Regions from separate parts of the Homo sapiens genome. Here region 1 is linked to region 2. Evidence: chromatin contacts called from ENCODE POLR2A ChIA-PET data. All regions are on one chromosome and are shown on one strand. Each heading gives the region's core, a stretch centred on a gene start or an enhancer-like site at or near the end of the contact. The rest is flanking DNA. Distances are from core to core; before and after follow the strand shown. Region 1 has its middle 100 kb from the start of LINC00392. Region 2 has its middle 200 kb from the start of LINC00392.

Region 1 (6,375 bases), core at 3,827-6,326, 97 kb after region 2:
TTGTGAGACTTATTCGCTGTCACGAGAATAGCATAGGAAAGACCGACCCGTATGTTTCCATTATCTCCCCCTGGGTCCCTCCTACAACACGTGGGAATTCTGGGAGATATAATTCAAGTTGAGATTTGAGTGGGGACACAGCCAAACCACATCAACATAGGCACAGGCAAAGATTTCATGAGGAAAATGTCAAAAGCAATTGCAGCAAAAGCAAAAATTGACACATGAGATCTAATTAAACTAAAGAGCTTCTGCCTAGCAAAGGAAACTATCAAGAGGGTGAATAGACAGCCTACAGCATGAAAGAAATTTTTTGCAAACTATACATCTGACAAAGGTCTAATATCCAAAACCTATAAGGAATTCAAACAAATGCATAAGCAAAAAACAAACAACCCCGTTAAAAAGTGGGCAAAGGACATGAAAACTTTTCAAAAGAAGACATACACTTGGTCAATAAGCATATGAAAAAATATTCAACATCACTCATCATTAGAGGAATGCAAATCAAAACTACAATGAGATACCATCTCACACCAGTCAGAATCGCTATGATTAAAATGTCAAAAAATAATAGATGCTGAAGAGATTGTGAAGAAAAGGAACACATACTCTGCTGGTGGGAATGTAACTTAGTTCAGCCATAGTGGAAAGAAGTTTGGCAATTTCTCAAAGAACTTAAAACAGAATTACCATTTAACCCAGCAACACCATTATTGGCTATATACCCAAAGGATATAAATCAATCTACCATAAAGACACATGCATGTGGATGTTCATCACAACACTATTCACAATAGCAAAGACATGGAATCAACCTAAATGCCCATCAATGTAGACTGATAAAGAAAATGTGGTACATATATACCATGGAATACTATGCAGCTATAAAAGGAATGAGATCATGTCTTTTGATGACCATGAATGGAGCTGAAGGCCATTCTCCTTAGCAAACTAACACAGGAACAGAAAGCCAAATACAGCATATTCTTACTCATATGTAGTAACTAAATGATGAGAACACATGGACACATAGAGGGGAACAACACATACTGGGGCCTATTGGAGGGTGGAGGATGGGAGCAGGGAGAGGATCAGGAAAAATAACTAATGGGTACTAAGCTAAATACCTGGGTGATGAAATAATCTGTACAACAAACCCCCATGACACAAGTTGACCTATGTAACAAACCTGCACATATACCTTTGAACTTAAAATGAAAGTTAGAACAAATCTGGCTTGGTATATAATTCACAGCCTCATAAATTACATTCAACATTATAGTTTCTTAATTTTTAAGTACAATTCATACGCAATATGTTAAATCCAAATAGTGTTTCTTAAAAAAGGAAAACTATTACTATCATATTATCATTCTAAGAAGAATGTAAATGAGTAACCAATAAAAATAAAGTATATGAAGATATATAATCAATTTTCATGTAAGACTATAGCCATAATATTGCTTGATCTTCTACTCTTCTACTAACTTGCAAAGTTAGTTTTCAATACAAAGTATTGAAGTATTATTAAAATCTCGTACTTTTTGTTTGGGTTTTTTTCCTCTTACATACAGATAATAGTTTTCCCACTCTTATTTTTATTTAAACAACAGAAGATTCCAAAAATATGTTTTGTCAATATAAGTTCTACAAGATGCTTGTAGATATTCCTCAAAAAGATTTCATTGTTAAAGAATTTTGGAAAACCATGAGTACAACAAAGAAGTTTCTTTATGATAATACTTTCACAAGCCTTTCATATGACACTGTTCATCAAGAAATTCCGAGAAGGTCATACAGAAGGAATTCCTTCCGAGATGACTTAGCTTGAAAAACTTAATGTCATAGGGGCTCGACCAACAGCTCTTAGAACTAATATTCTGAACGAAAGCACTGGAAAGAAATGCTTCTTTGAACTAATGAGCAAAATGTCTGGATTTGTACATAATATTTTTGCAAAGCTATTAGGTTCAAATTTCTGGAGGAGGCTCCTTTAGGATTAAGGAAAATCAAGATGAACATAAATAAGGCAGATTTGTCACCTTCATATTTTATTGCTTATCAAAATGAAGCTCAACAAGGCTTAAGTTAGAATAACTGAAGTAGGAGTATGTCATAGGAGAAATTACATTCCTTCTGCTCCTCCATGCCCAGGGTGAAAAAGAATTGCTAAGAGGGAGCTTCTGCTTCTGTAAAAGAGAACGCTCTTGTTATGGTGTGTATGTGTAACTCTTATCCTATATATATGGATAAGTAATGTTTTGTTCGTGATTGCCTACACCATTTTCTCATTTGGTTTTGCTCAGGCTAATGCATGTGCAGTAGGGTTTTTTTAATTTTTAAAATTATAAAAATATTTATTTAAGATTGACCTATAATAATTGTACATATTTATGGGGAATAGCATGATGTTCTGATATATGTATATGCTGTGTAATAAGCAAATCAGGATAATTGCCATATCCATCACCTTAAATATTTATCATTCCTTCGTGATAAGAACATTTTAAAACCTCTCTTCTAGCTATTTTAAAATCCATAACAACATTACTGTTAATTCCAGTCATCATCCTACTATGCAATAGAACAGCAAAACTTATATCTGACCTGAGTTTTGCACCCAATCTTTCTCTATCCGGCTTTTCCACTTCCCTCCCCATCCTTTGGTAACCATTATTTTACTCTTACTTCTATAAGAACACCTTTTTAGATTCCACATATGAGTGAGATCATGTGGTATTTGTCTTTCTCTGCCTGGCTTATTTCACTTGGCATAATATGGCTCCAGGTTCATCTATGTTGCCGTAAAAGACAGGATTCCATTCTTTTTATGGCTAAATAGTATTCCATTGTGTATATGTGCCATGTTTTCATTATCCATGCTGTGCAGTGTTGACTGTCAACACTGTCAGTTTTTTGCACAAAGTGAGGGGTGGGGAGGAGTTGTGCAGCTAATGGAATGGGGGAGATGGCTTGTCCTCCACCTTCTCCAGAATTAGGGCTTCATTAATTTGTTTAAATATTTCAAATCTCCAGGATTGAGGCATACCTACAGTAAAATGTAAATACAGAAACACTTTTCAAGGAGAAATATTCAGGATTCATTGATTGTTTTTCTTTTCCATCAGTATGCTACCATTTTCCTTTATTGACACAGATACTCAAGAATTGGCTATACTGTCATCCCTTAGTGCCTGTAGGGAATTTGTTCCCGGGCACTCCCCACCCCACCATAGATACCAAAATCTGTGGATGCTCAAGTCACATATATAAAATGGAGTGCAGTATTTGCATATAAGCTATGCACATCCTCCCATATACTTTAAATCATCTCTAGATTACGTATGATACTTGATTACTTATGATTATTTATAATACAATGTAGATGCTAAGTAAATAGTTGTTATACTGTATGTTTTCATTTGCATTGTTTTTATTATTGTTATTTTCTTTTTTTTTTTTCTGAATATTCTTAATCCACAGCAAACTGAATCCATAGATGTGGAACCCATGGATACAGAGGGCCAACTGCACTTTGTTTATTCAAATATTAAATGGGAAATCTATTAAAAATCAATCTTTCCTAAATTAAACTGTTTTTAATTTTTTTTTTTTTTTTTTTTTTGAGACGGAGTTTCGCTCTTGTTGCCCAGGCTGAAGTGCAGTGGCGCGCAACTTTGTCTCACTGCAACCTCCGCCTCCCCGGTTCAAGCGATTCTCCTGCCTCAGCCTTCCTGAGTAGCTGGGATTACAGGCACGTGCCACCACTCCTGGCTATTTTCATATTTTTAGTAGAGACGGGGTTTCTCCATGTTGGTCAGGCTGGTCTTGAACCCCCAACCTCAGAAGATCCACCTGCCTTGGACTCCCAAAGTGCTGGGATTACAGGTGTGAGCCACCACGCCTGGCCCCTAATTTTTTTTAAGTGCCTCCCAATGCAAAAACACATTGCCACCCATAAACTTATTTCGGAAAAAAAAAGAATAAACCTAAATAGAATCAAGCCTCAGAAAATTAGAGACCAGGAAAAAAAAAGCTGGAATTACCTTAGAGGGATTACATCACCAAAATCCAGTCTACAGGAAACTTCACAGGCCAAATCACTCAATTTCTTCAAATTGCAAAAAGCAAAAAAGGGGGAGGGGGGAAGCTGTAATTTGAGAGCCCTCAAAGACATTTATTTTTAAGTATTTTAAATAAATACTGTACTATTGTATATAAGGATGTACATTTAGGGCATAAACCATGAAGAAAAGGGAGGAAGTGATGACTGTCAACGTCTGGACTGTTTTTGCTTTTAGGGAGGAGGTAAGGGCTGTCATTGGCACAGCACACAGAGGCAGTACTACCAAAGCGTTTGGCAAAGGTCTATTGTTCCTAATTTTAAATGGGCTTAGCTAGAAAGGAACATATATTAAACATAAAAAGCACTACAGGGAGTTTATAATTTCATTGTCATTGTATCTACTGGTAGTTTCTGAACTGTCACACAACCCCAGGTTCTCTGGAGTCCTTTATGCCTACTCTAGAAGGGCATAAATCCCTTATCACACTTCAACAGCTGTCTGTACACATTTGGCCAAAAGTATCAGAGAACACCAACTCCTCAAAAAGTAGGAGTGTGGGAGAGAGAGGAAGGTTTAAGTCTAAACCTAATTTCCCGGTTCAGACAGTTGCCCGCACTAAAGGCCTCCTATTTTCTTTCAACAGAGATAGCATTTGGTTTTCCATATTTATATCCTATATACTTGTGTGTACAATGCAAGCTTTGTTATGCTGTATCTGGCCAGTGTTTTCTTCCCTTTACAACAGGCAGTAACTGTAGCTGTGCATAATGTACCTGACAGTGAAGGTGGCTGGCTATTGAAGTCTCTTGTTGGGCAACGTTTGTGCTGGCACAGCCATGGTATTTTTCTTTCTTCCTGTCCCTCCAAACTTTCTTGGTTTAATGACAGTCTTATGTTTCATTTGTTTTCTCTGATCCAACGTGTTTATGTGAGGGCAGTTCTAGGGTACATAAAAGTCAGTTTCAGGGTGGTAATTATTGACCATGGTTTTACACAGCACCTCATGTGGTAAGAAGATAAATGCATAATCACCCAGTAATAAGAAAAACTCTGACTGAAGGACCAAAGGACGTTGTCATTTTACTCCACCCTCTGTGAGTCAGCGAAATGGATTGAATTATAAACCAGAAACCAGCACTTCAATCTGATGAAACTCATCCTATAGAGGAAAGTGTCACTACATGTTGGCAGTTTGTAAAATGTGATGATCTGCCCTAATCCATTGGAACTGACATGTCCTTAATAATAGCAACATTCTTTGTAAATTAAATAGCTATTATTTTTTCAAACCTGTCAGGATATGCTTATGCAGTTGACGCACACGTGATCATAGTCATGTTCACTGTGTCTAAAAGTGAGAAAAATAGAATCCATTTTGGAATGTGTAAAATTAAGCCAGTAATCTTGGTCTCTCAAGGCATGAACCAAAACTGAGCTAAAAACCCTGGATTGATTTTCCACATATAAATAAACTGAGTCTGGATGGTGGCATATGTCCCAAGGTCATTGTGCAATGGTAATCGATGATTAATTAATCATGTAGTAAACATTCATTGAGCACCTATTCTGTCCTAGGCACAGTGCTAGGCAAGGATGCAGCAAAGAAATGACAAGAATCGTTCTTATCTGTTTCCATTTCTCCACTGCTTGTTTAACCCTTTCTAGTCAGCAACCTGGTACTCTTTTCTCTCCTGTGAGGAGAGAGACCGTCTGTGCTCCCTGTGCCTTCAAGGCTGCCCTTGCAAAGGACACTTCTTCCACAGAGAAACGAGTGACATATGGTTTATGTTGGTGGCTTAGCTAAAAGGGAACATATTTTCAGCATAGTGCTGCCACCCTTTTTAAAAAATTTCTTGTAACCTCGACGAACCTCAGGAGAAATTCTCTAGAATTGTGTTACAGTACATGAACAATTCTTTTGCAAAGTTATTTCATGACTTGAAGATTATAACAGGTAAGGATTGCAACATGAAGTCATGCAAGACAGGCTTAAAATAATTTGAAATTTTCTGACGTGTCTTACAAATAAACCACTGTGAGAGTCATCTTAAAGTCAGGCTTTATCTTGGACACATCAGCTTATAACCTGGGTAATGATGTGTCTGAAGCAGACAGGATATGGCAAACTGGGAAGCCAAAGGTTTAATCAGGGGGCTTACTATCAGCAGATCTCACTTAATGGACTGTTATCAAGGTGTTGCTGAAGATTGCAAATATTAAGCCTGAAACACCCGATGGTTGCTGTTTTGTTTATAATATTTGAATGAGAACAGCAAGTGAAGAGTATAAGTCAGAGCTACTGTAC
Region 2 (7,351 bases), core at 2,840-5,339:
AAGATGTTTGCTGGATATTCCTGTGAAGATGTCCCATACAATAATTTGTAGCTCTGCAATTCAGGGTAAAGACCTGGGATGGAAAGAGAGATTTGGAAGTCTTCTCTTGTAATTGAGGCATGAGAAGAAAGACAGAAGGTGGGTGTCTTGTGATTTTGATATTCATATCCTCAATAGGAGCAAGCCTCTGTGGCATGAAGCTCGGGAAGGCTAGAGGTGGGTGGGAATGGAGCAGAGATCAGAACTGAAGTTGGCTGGGTGCCAGAGACACATTTTACCTGCTTCAGAATTTGCCATAAAGCAAATCCGTTTATGGTTGAGGGAGGGGGAGGGTTAGAGAAGGCAGACAAACAATTCCTTGTCATTTAAAATAAAGCAGAACAAAAGGATGGCAGGGCATAACTTCGAATGCCCTCCCCAAAACAAATCAGTCTCAATCTATGTGCAATTTTGCTATTATAACTGGGCTGGAGCTGGGGCAGGGTGGGGAACAGTAATGAGGTGCAAAGGAAGGATCATGGCTGAGGTCTTCATTTTCTAAACTCTGACAGTTGAGGGAACACTCAGTGGTGTTTCTCTTCACCTTTTAGACTATCACCTTGTCCCTTCTTTGGAGCATAAATTTGTCATTAAAGCTTTCACTTGGCACAGATCCGATTCATCAGGGAAGACAGAACTCTGTGTTTGCATGCTTCAAGGCAGAGCTTGAGTCTACTTTGGCAAGTGTTACAAGGAAAGGGAGAAAAGAAAATAAGAGCCATAAATCATCTGGAGGCCAGAATACAGGATTAAAGACACTCGATCCATTTCAGAAAGGACTTCTGCTAGCATGTGTTTACTCAGTGACCCGGTATTCTCCTTTCAGCCTTTAGTCTCTCCCACTCCATTTGAGCTAGAGAAGTGACATCTTACATTAGAGCCTGCCCTGCTGTGGGGAAAGATCTGGTTCCATGCAGACTGGTGGAAGGCTTACTCCAGGTGGGGGCTTGTTTTTAGGCAGCATCCACTTTGAGAATTTCCCGTTCATGTTTATGTGATAGTACATCTTCAGAAATAATAAACACTTGTAATGCAACCCTTGTTGGTCTGCGGTAAACAAAGGAGAATGGCGTGATTCCCATCTTGTAACTAATCTGCTCTTCACATGACTAATTTAGCTGTGCATTCACAGGCTTGGTGAGAATCCAATTGTAAGGGAACGTACACTTCATTAAATTGGGCAATTTCTAAAAACCTAAGCTTTCAGATTTGTGTTTTCTACAACTGAACTTTAATGAACTATTCTTCCTTTTTAGATAGCCTGAGAACGGTTTTACACTTCATCATGAGTCACCTGGGTAATTATTACCTGGTGATTTTGTAATAAAATGCTACCTATCAAATGTATCATGCCACTCTTTGCATTATGAAGAAAAAACAATTTCTATATGCCAAATTACACCTGAAAATCGAGGAGAAAAAAATGTTATAGTTTCTTTTTAAATGTAATAACGCTCGCTGTCAAGAAATACTATAAGGAAACCATTCAGATCGTATTCTCAGGTACGGAAAGGCGTTTTACCTTAATTCTGGTTATCAGTATCCATTTGGAAATGAGATAACTTGAAAAAGAAATCGACACTTTGGAGCCTCCTATAACCCTTTGTGTTAAAGCTGGAATTTAGTTGAAGGCAGTCCTCAAATGATGACTTGTCAGTTCATTGTTTTCAATTAGAAGGTATTTATCCAGAGAGAAGAAAGAAGGAAACTAGCATTTATTTAACTAGGGTTTCCTGTTATAATGTTTCCAGTGTAATGATGCATGCACGCAAGAACTTAGTATACTGTGAATAATTATTTGTTGAATGAATAAATAAGCAATTAGCCAATGGCAAAGTGTTCTCTTTGATTTCAGGGACAAGGGGAGCCTTTCAAGCACATTCACCTATTGTTCCTTGGAGACCAGTGACATTGATAGGGAAAATACTCATGGACCGACCCCTGGAGGCTCCTGTGCCTCAGCAGTAGGGCTGGAAAAGTGTCCTCAAGGCCGGCGAGGTGGCTCAGGCCTGTAATCTCAGCACTTTGGGAGGCCGAGGAGGGTGGATCACCTGAGGTCAGGAGTTTGAGACCAGCCTGGCCAACATGGTGAAACCTCGTCTCTACTAAAAATACAAAAATTAGTCAGGTGTGGTGGTGGGCACCTGTAATCCTAGCTACTTGGGAGGCTGAGGCACAAGAATCACTTGAACCCGGGAGGCGGAGGTTGCAGTGAGCCGAGATCACACCACTGCACTCTAGCCTGGGCGAAAGAGTAAGACTTTTTCTCAAAAAAAAAAAAGTGTCCCCCCATTTTCCTGCATGCTATTAGGGAACTAATCTCAGTTTCTCTGGGAATGGAAGGTTAAGGGTTGTAACTGGGTAATCTTTCTGAGATTCTCAACCTCCTGTCTTAGTCCATGGGTGACATCCAGGGAAACTCAACAATTCCACACTGGAAAGGAGTCTCCAGTTCCAACACTTTCCTCCCCAAAACACTCACTAATCACCTGGAAGTCTGATTTCAGAGTTAGAGAATTTGGCGTAGTTTTGAAATACTATGTGTAGCAATAATGATTTCATATCAGTTTTTCATAGCCTATGTGATCAGAATGACCTGAGTCAGAACCATTCACCAGCCGGGTAGCCTTCACATCACAGGAGTGGAGCGCTTAAGATTTTTCTCACCTTCTTTATTTGTAAAAGTCACAAAGACTAAAGTTAATCCTGTTGCAAAGCCGTGGTTCAATTCATCCATGATAGACCCTGATAGGTTTGCCTGGATTTCAGCTATGTCTAATTAAGCCACGGCAATTTGCAGTAAGAGAGAACAAGATGTGATTGATGGCGTTTACTGTGGATCTGTGGAGTAAGCAGTAAACTCTTCTTTCTAGGTGCATTTGGTTACTTCAGGTCAAAGAGATTTGCATGAGAAAGTTTTGCACCTGGCAATATAAATTGCATGCTTAATAACTGCATGTGTGGCAAAGGAAATTTTATTAAGGCCTCGGGGCAGATTGGACTTACAGACTGTACATGCTAACACCAGGAAGGGGCAAGCACAGGGGCTAGTTGCAAAGGATTACAATCTGAGTCTAGGTCTGATGTAGACTCCAATTCTGAGCAACACTTTTGATGGTTTGTACCAGGAGTCAGGGCTGGGAAATGCCTCTGAGCTAAACGAGCAGAAGCAGAAATTTGGTACTTGTCTTTATATATGTATATACATACATGTGTGTGTGCGTGTGTGTATATATATATATATGAAATTGTCAAGTTTTGTGGGAGAAGATTAAGTTTAAGAAGTCTAAGAACAGTTTGAATAAGTTACACTCTAGAACTCTGGGGAGATGAAAGGTGAGTGATTAAGGTGGTTTCGATCTACACCATAGTAAGTGTTCAGCACTCTCTTTGGCACAGATCAGTTTGCCAGAATTGTTACACCCTTCCCAGAAGCTTGGGGCTGAAAGATTAAGGACGGTACAGGTCAAAGGTTAGTTATGTTAATATATTTATTTGCGAAAATATACAAAAGCCCTGATTAACCTTGGCTTTTGAAGTCTGAGCTGTCAGTCCTTCACGTTCATGATCAGTTTTCATCTGAAAATGTTTTCAAACAGTCTAGTATCAAAACAGAATCTATGTACCTCAGGTAAAAACATGTTGAACTGCATGGTACCTGTAATACTATGTACACTGGCAGCTTCGTTTGGTAGATACCTATCATGTAAGCTACTCTTTTGCTCCTATAAATTTAGTTACTATTTTAGGAGAGAAGGTAATTTATTAAAACAGACAACAAAAAAAGACGGGGTGAAGGGAACATTCTTTATTATTTAAAAAAAAAATCCTTTTTAGAAATTAAGCTTTCAGCTCCTTAATCTGTTAGGGGAGTACTTACTCAAAAACAAAAGAAAACAAAATGAAAACAAAAACTCTAGGTTCTTTCAGTCTTAGAGGGGTTTAGCAACAAACCATTATTGTTTGCAGACTGATTTTTCTGTGAGAAGGCAAGCTGCCTTAATGACAGCTTATGCAATAACAATCCCTGATATAGTATTTACCTGGATGTAGCAACAACTGTGCTGTAAGCCAAGAAGAAGGAGGAAAAAAAGTCAGTATCTTGTGCGTGAGAAGCTTGTAGATACCCTGAGGTGACTTCATATAATTCTAAAATAGCAGGTAGCTTCTTGCATAGCTAATCAAGGTATCAGCGCCCGGAGCAAATGGAGGTGGCTGACAGCGTGCTTTGGTTTCAGATGCATTCAGCTCTTTTTGAGTGATATGAGCTTAATTCATGTTCTAGTTTCCATACGAAAAGTTTATGCATTCTGATTTGGCAAATATCCTGTCCTATAACCTGACAGCTCTGTGCTTTGATAAAGCTGTTGACCTCAATGTCTTACTTGTACTTATTCATTATATGTGGTGGGAAAGTTAGTATAGTTTAAAAAAGGGAACAGCCTTTTTTTTTATAAAGCATTTGAATTATATACCCCAACCCTCCACTTTTATTCATTGCTTAGCAAAGGAGGATACAGGTGACTCACCTGAAAAACTTGAAATATACTCTGTAGTAAAGTGGAAAGAGCTTAAAGAGAAGGAAGTCTTAAAATTAATTAAAAAAAAGACAGAGAGAAAGGAGTCATCCTGACTTTGTAAGGTGCGTGGGTCATTTCGGGAGAGAGCAGTTCCTGGGTCAGAGTGAAGGTCACAGAGTGACAGCCTCTGATAAGTTTAATTGCTAGTGTCTTGAGGTTTTCTAAAGAAAGCCTAACATTAGCAGGTAGCTTTGGTTTGTCATTGTGTCTATCCAATATCTGGGCTCTCCAACGTGGTGAAACCCCATCTCTACAAAAAATAAAATAAAATAAAATAAAAACAAGTTAGCCAGGCATGGTAGTGCACGCCTGTAGTCCCAGCTACTCAGGAGGCTGATGTGGGAGGATTGCCTGAGCCTGGAAGGTTGAGGCTGCAGTGAACCATGATCATGCCACTGTACTCCAGCCTGGGTGACAGAGTGAGACCCAATCTCAGAAAAAAAAAAAAAAATCTGGTTTCCATTTCTGAGTCCCTCTGGATTAGTGCATAGGGGAAACAGTTTTTCTTAGGGACCATTGGCCACTAGTAAGGCAATAACTAGCCCCGAGGTGGACCTGCCTTACAAAAAGGAGGGCTCTGAATCACATTTATTGCTTTGGCACACAGGAAGCTACAAGTGAAAATGCCATGTGCAAAGAGCCCATAATTTTACTCTAATAGATATTTAGCAGCTTAAATGAAATAACAAGGAATACATTCACCCAGGCGCCATCCAGGAGGATTTGGTGGGTATTTTACATTCCACTCTTTGAAAAGAAAAACATAATTTTTGATACTTTCCCAAGATATATGAATATTTCAGCATGCAAAGCAATAATACATAGCATACGTTTCAAGTTGAACCAAATTCTGTTTGGCCAAAAGGATTTATTGCTGTCACTATAATGCAAGCCAGTCAATCAAGTTGAATTTTTCTTCCAAATCAGTTGATTAGAGCTCAGTCAGGCAGCTACTTGCTTTCCTGTTTGTTCACATGCTGCTGATTTTCTTGTGCTTAGCTAAGAGGCATGGAATCAACAAATATGAATGCTATAACTTGCCACTCTGCGCGTGTTTCTCCTTAATCCCTGGACCCCAGCTCTCTCATGGATGGTTTGAATTCCTATAGTTTTTCTTTCTAGCCACTCAAAATTCAGTGGGTCTAAGTAGAGTTTATTATCCTTTTCCCTCATCCAATCTCATACTCCTTCAAGTTGCAGTCCTTAGAGCCTTCTTTGGATTTTTTTTTTTTTTTTTTTTTGAGACAGAGTCTCACTCTGTCACCCAGGCTGAAGTGCAGTGGCATGATCTTGGCTCACTGCAACCTTCACCTGCCGGGTTCAAGAAATTCTCCTGCCTCAGCCACCCCCGACCCCTGAGTAGCTGGGATTACAGGTGTGCACCACCATGACCAGCTAATTTTTGTATTTTTAGTAGAGATGGGATTTCACCATGTTGGTTAGGCTGGTCTCAAACTCCTGACCTCAGGTAATCCACCCCCGTTGGCCTCCCAAAGTGCTGGGATTACAGGAGTGACTTCTGATCATTCACTGGCACCTTCATTAAATGCCCTCCCTCCATGGCGCTTGCCGTCATGCAGTCCCTCTGTGTGTCTGCGCTGAACTGCTGCCATGTTGACAGGATTACTGTGCAGTGATTACCCTAGTAAAGCACCCGGACTCTCCAGTTAGAACAGAGCAGGATCAAATCCTGCCTTTGTACTTGGTGTAGGACTTTGGTTATCACCCATCTATGAAACAGGAATAAATTATAGGACTTTCCTCTTAAATAAAAGCATGGAAATCAAGGACTTAGCATGTGTGTCTGGCTAGTCAGTGCTCAGTACATGGTAGTTATTGTGAGTGTCTGTTGGTCTTCCTGCCTCTCTATCTCTTCCTCCCACAATTTTAGTAAAGTGGTCTTCCTCCTACAAGGAGTCAATCAGTCCCCTGCACTCTTCAGACATCTGCAGTCATTGCTAGTCCTGATGGTCCAGGCTTTTCAATGCACTCAAAGACTTTCCTACAAAACAGAGGAACCCCAGTTCCTTATGCTCAAGTCTCCATGTCTGTGTCCTGCATCCCAGTCCCACAGGACATTTTGTGCTGTCGAATCCACTCTTGTACTTCCGGGCCTTTGCTCACGCTCTGTCTGGAATGCCTCTTTCTTTCTCTGTCCCTTGTTAAAATTCTACTCATCCCTCGAGGTCTTGTTCAAATGCCACATCTTTCGGGAAATATTTTTGTCTAAATGTGTTTTGAAATCTTCCTTGGCCATCTAGTTAGAATTGATTCCTCCATTGGCCACAGTCTCACAGCACTTTGCTTGTACCTTGGGTTCAACTAGACCTATTGTATTTTGCAAAAGAGTTAGTTGCTCAAATCTATGTCCTTCCTGGCCTTCTAAACAACTTCAGGGAAGGAACTGTGACTTCGTAAAATCAATATCCACACAGTGCTTTGCTCCTAATATGTGATCTGTGTTTTACAATTGAATTAAAACTGGATATGAAATAGATGGCTTTTAAATATCTGTGAGTGAGCTGCGTCCATTGGTCTGGGCAGATCTGTTACAGAGCTTAGTAAGTGAGTGTGGCTCTGGCAACATAACAGTATAGTAAAGGGAAAGGCACAGGACTTTCCAATCTCTTTGACAGCAGCCTAGACCTCACTTATTCCAAACCCTTGATGAGATAGCAGATGGGATGTGAGCTAATGGATGGGAGTCATCTGTTACTTGAAGAGGTTAAGGG

What was found. ChIA-PET counts read pairs that join two places held with the same protein, here RNA polymerase II (POLR2A).
Region 1: POLR2A ChIA-PET joins it to region 2 with 17 read pairs in MCF 10A. The contact joins two enhancer-like sites. POLR2A ChIA-PET finds 5 or more read pairs at or near these places in 2 of 52 experiments (MCF 10A and activated T-cell).

What each region holds. Positions count from the first base shown.
Region 1 is chr13:73,460,640-73,467,014 of GRCh38, forward strand. No RefSeq gene overlaps it. Among named protein-coding and RNA genes, the nearest start is that of LINC00392, 100 kb to the right of the region's middle. Within about 2 kb of position 5,077, at least 8 of the 41 ENCODE cell types and tissues checked have a DNase peak (open chromatin) inside an H3K27ac peak, as active enhancers do.
Region 2 is chr13:73,364,647-73,371,997 of GRCh38, forward strand. No RefSeq gene overlaps it. Among named protein-coding and RNA genes, the nearest start is that of LINC00392, 200 kb to the right of the region's middle. Within about 2 kb of position 4,090, at least 2 of the 41 ENCODE cell types and tissues checked have a DNase peak (open chromatin) inside an H3K27ac peak, as active enhancers do.